3 separate regions of the Homo sapiens genome follow, and regions 1 and 3 are each linked to region 2. A link is a contact called in ENCODE Hi-C or POLR2A ChIA-PET data. All regions are on one chromosome and are shown on one strand. The core of a region is the stretch at or near the end of the contact, and the rest is flanking DNA. Distances in the headings are between cores, read along the strand shown.

Region 1 (3,057 bases), core at 277-2,776, 580 kb after region 2:
AGACTGCTGTCTTCTCATTGTGTCTTCACATGGTGGAAAAAAAAAAGCGGTGGGGGGTGCCCTAGAGAGCACTCTGAGGTCCCTTTTATAAGGGCACTAATCCCATCCATGAGGGCTCCACTCTCATGACTGAATCACCTCCCAAAGGTCCCATTTCCTAATACCATTATATTGGGGATTGAGATTTTAACATATGAATTTTGAGACATTCATATGTCATTCAGCTCATTGCAGATCCCAAAACATACAACAAGAAACTTAGAATATAATCATTTGAATAACTTTCAAGTTTGCAAGTAAAAATCTGTTATAAAGGCAATATTATTATTATTACTATTGCTCATTTGAAAATGAGAGTATAGTGGAAATAGAAGAGGGCTTCAGCATACTCTTTGAAGTCAGAAAGATCTGAACAACTAGTAGATTAAAAACCTCGGGTAAGCTACTTTTTATGCCTCAGTTCTTAATCTATAAACTGTACATAGCAAACACTTTGTTCATGTAATTATGGCAAGGATTGAATGAGATAATTTTTGGCAGCATGGCATATGGAAAATAACTGATGAATGGTAACAGACATTATTAAAAAACAAAGGCTCAGGGAAATAGAGACATGTCCAAGTTCTCATAACTAGGGAGGGTCCAGAACAGTCTTGGATCCACCCATGACTTCTGATTCTTGTTCTTTCCACTACACAGTTTTTTTTTTTTTTTTTTTTTTTTTTTTTTTTTAAGATAGGGTCTTACACTGTTGTCCAGGCTGGATGAAGTACAGTGGTGTGATCACGGCTCACTGCAGCCTTAAACTCCTGGGCTCAAGTCATCCTCCTGCGTCAGCCTCCTAAGGTGCTGGGATTACAAGCATGACCCACGGCACCTGGCTCCACTGCATAGCATCTGAATGTAAATTGGGCAGTCAGGGAAGACCCAGACTAGTCTCTCAGCCAGTGAAGGGAGAGTATGGAGATAATTTGTTTCCAGCTCTTTTTACTTAACTGTTGGACAATTTCCCTTTCTCAAACATCCTCCAAATACTGGTGTATTTAGAATGAGACCCTCGCAGGTGCTGACCTAACACCACTTCAAGGTTTTCTACCATAACTAAGACCTCAACGAGTTGTTCGATTTCCCAGAGCTCTCGGCCCAGGCTCCCCCTGGCGGCCGCTGCGGAGAAGCACCCAGTACCAACTGGGCCAGGGAGCCTCCGCGCTCGTGGAGCAGAAGGGTCAAGAGCAGATGGTGGCCGCCATTTGTATTTACTAAGCCCAAGCAGGGCAAACACTTCACAGGAGGCACCCAGCTTGTGACGCAATCCTTCCCCAGGTGGAGGACACACTCACATTCTGCTCTGGGGATTCCAGTACCAAGAGGACAAACAGTGGTAGGGGACAGAGCTTAGGTCCTCTGGGAGGAAAGTGGCTGAGGAATTGGGTGGAGGAGGCCGAAGCCTTTTATGGCCTCTCTAATTCTTAAGTAGTTGGCTCACATCCCTCAGGGCTGGCGTTATAATGGTACCTGCGGTGCTTAGCCAGCTTGGCCTAGGGAACTTTCTCGTCCAATCTGGACTGGGCCCTGAGCTCTGTGCAGCCTGTGTCTATTCTTGGTCACACACTTGAATACTCCAGTTTTTGACTACCCAGTTTCTAATACATTTCAATGGAAGCCTGTGCTGTTTAATCCCCAGGATGCCCCTGTAAGCTAGATTCTTTTATTATCCTCATCTTGGAGATGAGGAGACTGCAATACGGAGATCCTGTGTCTCCTGCTGAGGATCACTCAGCCATGCAATAGAAAAGTTGGCATTGAAGCCTAGATCTGAGAGCTTCAAGGGCTGTTTGCCTTCCACCAGGCTATCCTGCACTGAACACAGTAATTATTTGTTACCTATAGACATGACCAATCATAGAACTGAAGAAAAAACCTGGAGTCAAAGCAGAAGGGAGAAACCTAATTATTCACAATTCTACTTGTGTCTTCCTTCCTTCCTTCCTATCCCTCTCCCTCCCTATGGTTTGTTCTACAAGCTTTCCTTTTATCAAAGAATCACTGCCAAGCCGCAGCTTCCTGTGTTTTGTCTTATTACTCAGAGAAGAAAGTAGTGTCTGCTGGCTTGATCTGTAACTCGGGCCGTAATTACTTCTGAACTGTTAGGGTTCAGAGGGCTGGCTAAAGATCTCCAAGAAATATCAGAACCTTCTGATTCTGTCATCTCTTGGGTGGAACTTAGAGACAAGTAACGTTATTGGAGCACTATTAAGTATCATATTCTGATTTATAGATAGATATTCTAAGGGGTATGTGTCTGTGTGTATACACACACACACTGTGTACACTTTGGGTCTGGGCTCTTTTGCTCAGCATAACACTTCTGAGATTTATCCATACTGTTGCATACATCAGGGGTTTGTTTCTTTTTATTGCCGAGTAGTACTCTGTTGTATTGATATACAACAATTTATTCACCATTCCCCCTGATAGACATTTGTGTGGCTTCCAATTTTGAGCGATTATGAAAAATGCTATGAACATTTGTGTACAACTCTTTGTTTAGACATATACTTTTGTTTTTCTCTCAAATGTTTTATTTCCTGTGAATGAAATTTCTGGGTTGTATGCAAAGCATGTGTTTAACTTTTTAAGAAATTGCCAAACTGTTTTTCCAAGTGGTACTATTTTATATTCCCACTAACACTGTTGGAGTTTCGGTTGTTCTACATCCTCATTAACACTATTATCAGTGTTTCAAATTTTAACCATTACACATAAGTTTTAGTTCATGTTGTCTCATAATTTTAATTTACATTTCCCTGAAGATTGATTATGTTGAAGATATTGTTACGTATTTATTAGCTGCCCATAATCCTCTTTTGTGAAATGGATGTTTAAATATTTTGCCCATTTAAAAAAAATCGGGCCTCTTATCTGTTTCTGAATGAGTTATAGGAGTTCTTATATTCTCGATATAAATTCCTTGTCAGGGCTGGGCGCAGTGGCTTACGCCTGTAATCCCAGCACTTTGGGATGTCGAGGTGGGTGGATTACTTGAGGTCAGGAGTT
Region 2 (3,417 bases), core at 445-2,944:
ATTTCCCCAGAAATGTTTTTACATTTACTTCCATCATCACAACACGATTGTTTAGATACATGAGTGAAGAATGGCATTCAATGATGAATGAATTTTATGGGTTGGCTGGACCTAACATTGTTTCTATGGTGAAATGTTTCAAATACATAGCAACCAAATCCCCAAGATGAGAAAATGTCTTCATTTACTAGGTGAAGAAAGACACATATAACCCACGCCCCTGCCATTTGAACTGACGCCACGTGGGAACCTCAGCATTCCTGAATCTTGTAGAAGCTGCCCTTGCCCTTCTTTCACGTCTTCCATTTTGAGGAGACTAAACCTGCTCTCCTTTGGCAGCCGAGGGTGTTTGGAAGTGACTCATGTAGGGAACCCACTGGTTACCCAGTAGCATGAGCACATCAGTCAAACGATTAGACCCCTGCCTCATATGTAGACCAATGACCCTGGAAATTGTTCTGTCAGACTCCTTCCAGTTCTCTGACAATCTGATAGGTGCTGGGAACACACTGCCTGGAGGTGAGTTGTTTACTTGGTTTAAGTGGTTCAGCTGAAGATTTCAACAGAGCTCTGCTGAGTTCGTACGGCAATACCAGTAGCCAGTGTTTAAACATTCATACCCCATGAAGCCAGACGATATCCAGAAATGGCACAGCTTGGAGATGCATCTTACCGAGATCACTGAGCTGCTGTGGCCTGAAAGCCCATTTAACTAGGAAGAATTATATGCAACAAAAAGCACGTTTACAAAGTCTGAAGGCTTCCTTGAGTTAGCATTTGAATGGTTGTCTTTTCTTTCATATGTGTTCTGACAAACTTTATGTTTGACTAGGTGTCTCTGTGGCTTTCTGAAATGATAATGAGTGTCAATAAATATATGGCTATATCTACATTTTAAAGTGTCAGAATAGAAGCAAATTGGAGCCAATGTGACATGGAATAAAGACTATATGAGCTTTATCACTGGACAGACCAGGTTACAATCCAGGAGCTTTGACTTATCAGCTGTGTGTCCTCGACATAGTTACTTAGCCTCCCTGAGCATGTGTCCTTAGATGTGAAATAGGAATAAGGGCACTTTATTGCCTTGTGGAGCTGTAGTAAGTGTCAACCTGGGATCAAACATTTATACATCTACTAGTTGCCTGGCATATTGAAGGTGCTCAGTAAATTGTAGATAAAAATATTTAGGATCTCATCTCATCTGAAACAGAATAAATCTGTGGATACTGGCTGCATTTACTATGAGGAATGATAGAGGGCAGACTTTACAAAGTTATGTATAAAATACATCGTCTTTCATTTTGACTTCCAAGAGGGTAGTGAGAATTCCATAAATGACTTTCTTAAATGTTTTGGCTGAAAGATGCCTCTGTCGCTACTTTTAATTTCTTTGCAGAAACTGGGGGTTTCCTGTTAGGCAAGAATTCCAGAGAAGGATATTGGGCAATGTTTAATTGACAACTTTCATCACCATGTACATGCCTGGTCCCCCAGATAATGGTGGAGCATTTTTGGCAGGTTTCTGACCACCTCTATACCTGTCATAGATTTGCTGATAAGTAGAGGAAATGAAAGATGCTGAATTTTCCTGACATCATTTCAAATTGCATCATTTGAAAACAGTATGAAGTGTATGACTAGAAGCATTACGGAATACAGAAAATCAACTTGCAGCTAACTGGCAATCAGGTTACCTCTAAATTAATGGTGGATTGGGCTGAGTGTGAATTCCATTCCACCACGAAAGAATGAATGGACATTCAATAAATATTTGTGGAACTCTGAAGACGTCCTGAAATGTAAACATTTGTTCTAGTTTACACTGCCACCTGCAGTCTTTGGGGGAACCAGCCTCACTGAATCTCCACAGCATTAAGTGTTATTTATCACTGCTTGACATTTTCAATAATTTAGAGATAAAAAACGGTATGTCTAAGTTGCTTTAGCTAGAATTTTTTGCTTACTGAAGATTTCCTACCTGTGGACTTCAACATTTTTATTTTTTAAATGAATTTATGATTATATCTTTGGCTCATTTTTCTATTTGAATCCTGACAATGTTTTTCTTAACTTCTATAATGGGCTTTTTGAAAATCATTGGTATCATCCTTTACAAAATGTAAGTGATACAGTTTTGTTAGTCTATGATTTCCTTGGCAGAGACCATAGAACATGGCAAACACTGAAAAATGTGTATTGAATTATGTTCTTTTAAGTAATCTTATATTTAAAAATACTTTTAAAAATATAAAAGAACTATGTACTTATTATTTTCAAAAAAATAAATATGTAGGCAGAGTAGAAGGATCCCCACTCAAAGGCAATCACTGTAGTTGTTACCAGGTACTTTTAATTTATTTTAATACCTGAATACTGTTCCTGCAAGTTATATTCTTATTTACCGATTTTCCAGTGCGTTCTCAGTTAGTTTTCAATTTTGCTCTATCATATACTGTTGTTACAAGAACAAAACACTAAATTATAAATATTTGTATTTACAATTGTATTGCAGTCTTCAAACCATGTGATCAACCACCTCCCTCCCACAACACACACACACGCACGCACGCGCACACACACACACACACACACACATATATATATAGTCTAAGAACAGCAAGTCCAGGGGAAGAGATTTTTGCTCTGCTGACTTGGGGGGAGTAGAAGACGTTATGAATGGCTGAAGGTAAAAGAATTGTTTACTAAGAAGGTAGTTGGGTTTGCCCAGAGGGAACACATATCAGAGGAATAGGTTATGGGATAGAGAAGATGAGAGAGTTGCACTTTTGGAAGAGAGAGAGAGATGATTAAAGAGGATTTTAACGAAGTTTTGATGTATAAGCCACTGCTACACATGTGGGATGATGAATTATTTATCTGTCTGTGATATGCTAAGTGAAAAAATTGTTGACCGGGCGCAGTGGCTTATGTCTGTAATCCCAGCATTTTGGGAGGCCAAGGCGATGGATCACAAGGTCAGGAATTTGAGACCAGTCTGGCTAATATGGCGAAACTCCATCTCACTAAAAATATAAAAAATTAGCCAGGCATGGTGGCATGTGCCTGTAGTCCCAGCTACTCAGGAGGCTGAGGCAGGAGAATCACTTGAACCCAGGAGGCAGAGGTTGCAGTGAGCCAGGATTGTGCCACTGCACTCCAGCCTGGGCGACACAGCGGGACTCCGTCTCAAAAAAAATTTGTCAGTCAGCATTTAGAAACTTTTATAGCTCTTTGGCATTGCTGCAAACCCAAGTGCATAATACACGTCCGTGGACTTGTACAACAGGGAATGTGAGAAATCACACAACTAGTGCAATAGGACCACATTAATAACATGATATTTTAAGGTCTAACAACTGTAATCCAAAAGTTTATAAAAACCTGAGAAAAATGTAAGATTGTAAAAATAGTTGT
Region 3 (3,143 bases), core at 360-2,859, 900 kb after region 2:
TCCAGCCAGCTCGCTCCTTGGTTCCTTACTTCATTCATTGATTCAGCAAACAAGGATTGGGTTCCTCCTCCGGGCCAGACCATGCTAGACACTAGGCTGATTGAAATGATCAAAACTCAAGCCCTGCCCTCAAAGCAGCTTTTGTATACTCTCGAGAAACGCTGTGCAATACTCCTTGATAACTAAAGGCTGAGTTTCCCAGGCCCATCCCAGACACCATGGGGCTGCTCAGCAGTCCTCTTGCTCCTGCACCTCCCCCAGCGACCCAGCCCTATTGGGAGGGTCTCCCACCAGCCTCCCTGCTCTCACCCCAGGCTGGGAGCTTCCTGAGGAGGGACTGATCCCCCACACTGGTGGCACACAGTAGAGTGGGCTGGAAGCCTTGGGATGGACCCTACACTCATATAGTCCGGGCCTGGGCAGCAGGCTTCCAGGGACTTGGGGAGGGCCAGAGCAGGGCAGTAAAGGCGATGACCCATGTGTGGCAATGCTAGCTCCTCTGCCCTCTGCTGTCGCCGCTGGGGGCTGTCAGAGGATTCAGGAGTGACTCTAGGCTGTCCTCAGATGAAGTGGCCTGCCCAAGAGTGCAGCCCTGGGTCCTGCTCCCAAGGTGCCCCTGTCCCAGCCTGACCTGGTGTGACGGTGGTGCGTCTGGGGATGGTGGGGGAATGACTCACTGGCTGGGAGCCTTGACTCAGAAGGAAGGAAGACCAGGGCTCAGTTCCAACTGCAACAACGTTTCTTGGTAGAAACCCCTGTCTAAGCCAAGGCCTTTCTGGGTCCTCCTCTCCTAGGGTGAGGCTGGAGAGGGAGTGGGTGTGGGGGGAGGTGGAAGGCAGCGATGAGCCTGGAACTGGATGAAGAGTCTCTGCCCCTCGCTCAGGGCCTGAGGAGGTAACTCTGCTCAGTGAGTGCTGCAGTCCCTGGATCCCCGGCCTGCCTAGATGCTGTGAGACTGTGCGTGTTCACTGCGCCCCCTGGCAGGGCCTGCCGCCTCAGCACCTGCCACAGCCCTGCTCTTCCCCAGGACACTGGGACCAAGGGTGACTCAGAAAAAGGAGCAGGTGTGTATGTGTGTGTATGTGTAGGGGTGTGAGTGTGTGTGCGTGTGCATGTGTGTGTGTGTGGATGTGTGGGTGTCTGTGTGTAGCATCCTGTTTTGTGTGAGGCCGTTAATCTGATGGCCCAGTCTCACTCCAGTGTACAGAATCAAATCATAGAGTTCCTGAACCTCAGTTTACTCATCTGTATTTCAAAAAGCTTAGAGGCAATGATGGCTAAGGCCCTGTCTGGGTGAAACTGTAGAATCCTAAGGCTCCATAATTCCTGAGCCAGGGGTGGGGTGGAGGGGGATGGGAAGATCTTGAGTCCCTTGGAAAAGGCTCCCTCTAGTCAGCAGTGGAAATAAAGTCAAGCTTATATTTTATTTCTTGCCTCTGACAACCAGGAGGCCATGCCAGAGAGATACCATGTAAGGAATGAGAACGGCTGCCCCTGAGAATTAACCAGAGATCTTCTGCCCAGCCCCAGCCTCCCACCCCCAGAGAGCTAGTGACTCACTCCACCAGAATTCTCTCCTCCAGTTCTGGTATTTGCTTGGGGTTGGAGACTGGAAGCTATTGGCCCGTTGCAGAGCTGCTGTGGAAAAAGAAAGGGACAGGGAAGATGGGGTGGGAGGAAGAGTCCATTAAATGTGTAGAGTAAGTAGGAATTTATCTCCTATAGCTCAATTACCACAAGTCAATAGACTAATGATTATAATAGACTGAACTCTCTCCTTCCCTCACACCATACTGCTGTCCCCACAACACACTCTACCAAACTTTTCATTTGTTCACACATCAAATATTTTTGTGTTTTTGTTTGCTTGTCACCAGGCTGGAGTGCAGTGGTGGGGTCATGGCTCACTGCCCCCTCGACCTCTCGGGCTCAAATGATACTCCCACCTCAGGCTCCCGAGTAGCTGGGACTATAGGCATGCACCACGACACGCAGATAATTTTTTAATTTTTATTTTTTATAGAGACAGGGTCCCACTGTGTTGCCCAGGTTGGTCTCAAACTCCTGGGCTCAAGTGATCCTCCCACCTCGGCCTCCCAAAGTGCTGGGGTTACAGGCATGAGCCACCACACCTGGCATCAAATATTTGAGACCCTGCTATGGGACAGGTACCACCCTCAGAGAATGCCTCAAATTATGAACCATCATTACTAAGATCATCAGTGAGCATCTACATGCATCTATGCGTATATGCATATGTGTAGACATATTTATACATGCATGTGTACATACGTACATGCACATATTCATTCATGTCAGAACAGTTATTTAAAGCTAAGGTCATCACGGGCCATCAATGTTCCATATATGTAATACATTAAAAACTGGAGCTGCTCTGATTGAAGCCAGGAAGCTGCAGGAAGTTCTACTCTCTGCCTCCCCTTTCCCCACAGAGCCCCCCAAACCCTTTGGAAACCAGGTTTAATTGAGGCTGTGGACCATCATTGCTGTGGCCCTCCCTTGGCCTGGTTCCAAGGGAAACATATTTGCGGGACACTGTACTTCCTGTGGAAGACCCCTCTGCCAGCTGGGCCTTGAGGATTAGCTGAGCAAAATGAACATCACATGCAGAAGAAAAACAGGTCTTGGTCACTTAGGGTGTGAGAGTGGGCAGTGGGGTCCACGTGTTCCCTGTTCCCAGGCAAGGCCTGCAGATGCATTCCCAGGCTTCAGGCCCCTGCGCCTCCATCACTGCTGGAGAGAAAGGATGGGGACGGTGAACATCTGAATGTGCACACAGGCAGGGCCAGGAAGCATGAACGGAAAGGAAGCCCAAGGGCATGATGTGGGTGTGGGAGATGGACGCAGGGAGGGTCTGAATCCAGGACCCTAAATCCAAGGCCCAGCTAGCCCAGCCCTCTGTCTTTCTTTCTGTCTAGAAACAGTCCTAGATATTCCACTCCCTGCCAGGTCTCACAGTGGAACTCTTTCTTAGCAGCCAGGCTGTGGAGCACAGGTGACAATTACTACCTGGGGGCTTTCCTTCCTCAAGACCAGCTCCTTCAGCTCCTCTCTTTCCCTTACTCCATTTGTGAAAATGCCTTTGCAAAAATTATAACTGAGAAAATTATGACAGTGACAGA

The links. A loop is a pair of places that touch in the nucleus more often than their neighbours do. ChIA-PET counts read pairs that join two places held with the same protein, here RNA polymerase II (POLR2A). Pooled maps may share reads with other maps.
Region 1: a loop to region 2 is called in a map of GM12878, with 11 times the contacts of the local background. The contact joins two enhancer-like sites. A Hi-C loop is called at or near these places in 1 of 168 maps with a recorded cell type or tissue (GM12878), 3 of 37 single-sample maps with no recorded cell type and 8 of 50 pooled maps. POLR2A ChIA-PET finds 5 or more read pairs at or near these places in 1 of 52 experiments (activated CD4-positive, alpha-beta T cell).
Region 3: a loop to region 2 is called in a map of chondrocyte, with 12 times the contacts of the local background. The contact joins two enhancer-like sites. A Hi-C loop is called at or near these places in 3 of 168 maps with a recorded cell type or tissue (chondrocyte, heart left ventricle and heart right ventricle) and 12 of 50 pooled maps. POLR2A ChIA-PET finds 5 or more read pairs at or near these places in 1 of 52 experiments (naive thymus-derived CD8-positive, alpha-beta T cell).

What each region holds. Positions count from the first base shown.
Region 1 is chr11:12,597,785-12,600,841 of GRCh38, reverse strand. No RefSeq gene overlaps it. Among named protein-coding and RNA genes, the nearest start is that of TEAD1, 75 kb to the left of the region's middle. RefSeq lists an enhancer at 1,026-1,320. Within about 2 kb of position 1,526, at least 2 of the 41 ENCODE cell types and tissues checked have a DNase peak (open chromatin) inside an H3K27ac peak, as active enhancers do.
Region 2 is chr11:13,181,613-13,185,029 of GRCh38, reverse strand. No RefSeq gene overlaps it. Among named protein-coding and RNA genes, the nearest start is that of BMAL1, 94 kb to the left of the region's middle. Within about 2 kb of position 1,694, at least 2 of the 41 ENCODE cell types and tissues checked have a DNase peak (open chromatin) inside an H3K27ac peak, as active enhancers do.
Region 3 is chr11:12,285,582-12,288,724 of GRCh38, reverse strand. It overlaps a transcript of MICAL2 not described here. Among named protein-coding and RNA genes, the nearest start is that of PARVA, 90 kb to the left of the region's middle. Within about 2 kb of position 1,609, at least 23 of the 41 ENCODE cell types and tissues checked have a DNase peak (open chromatin) inside an H3K27ac peak, as active enhancers do.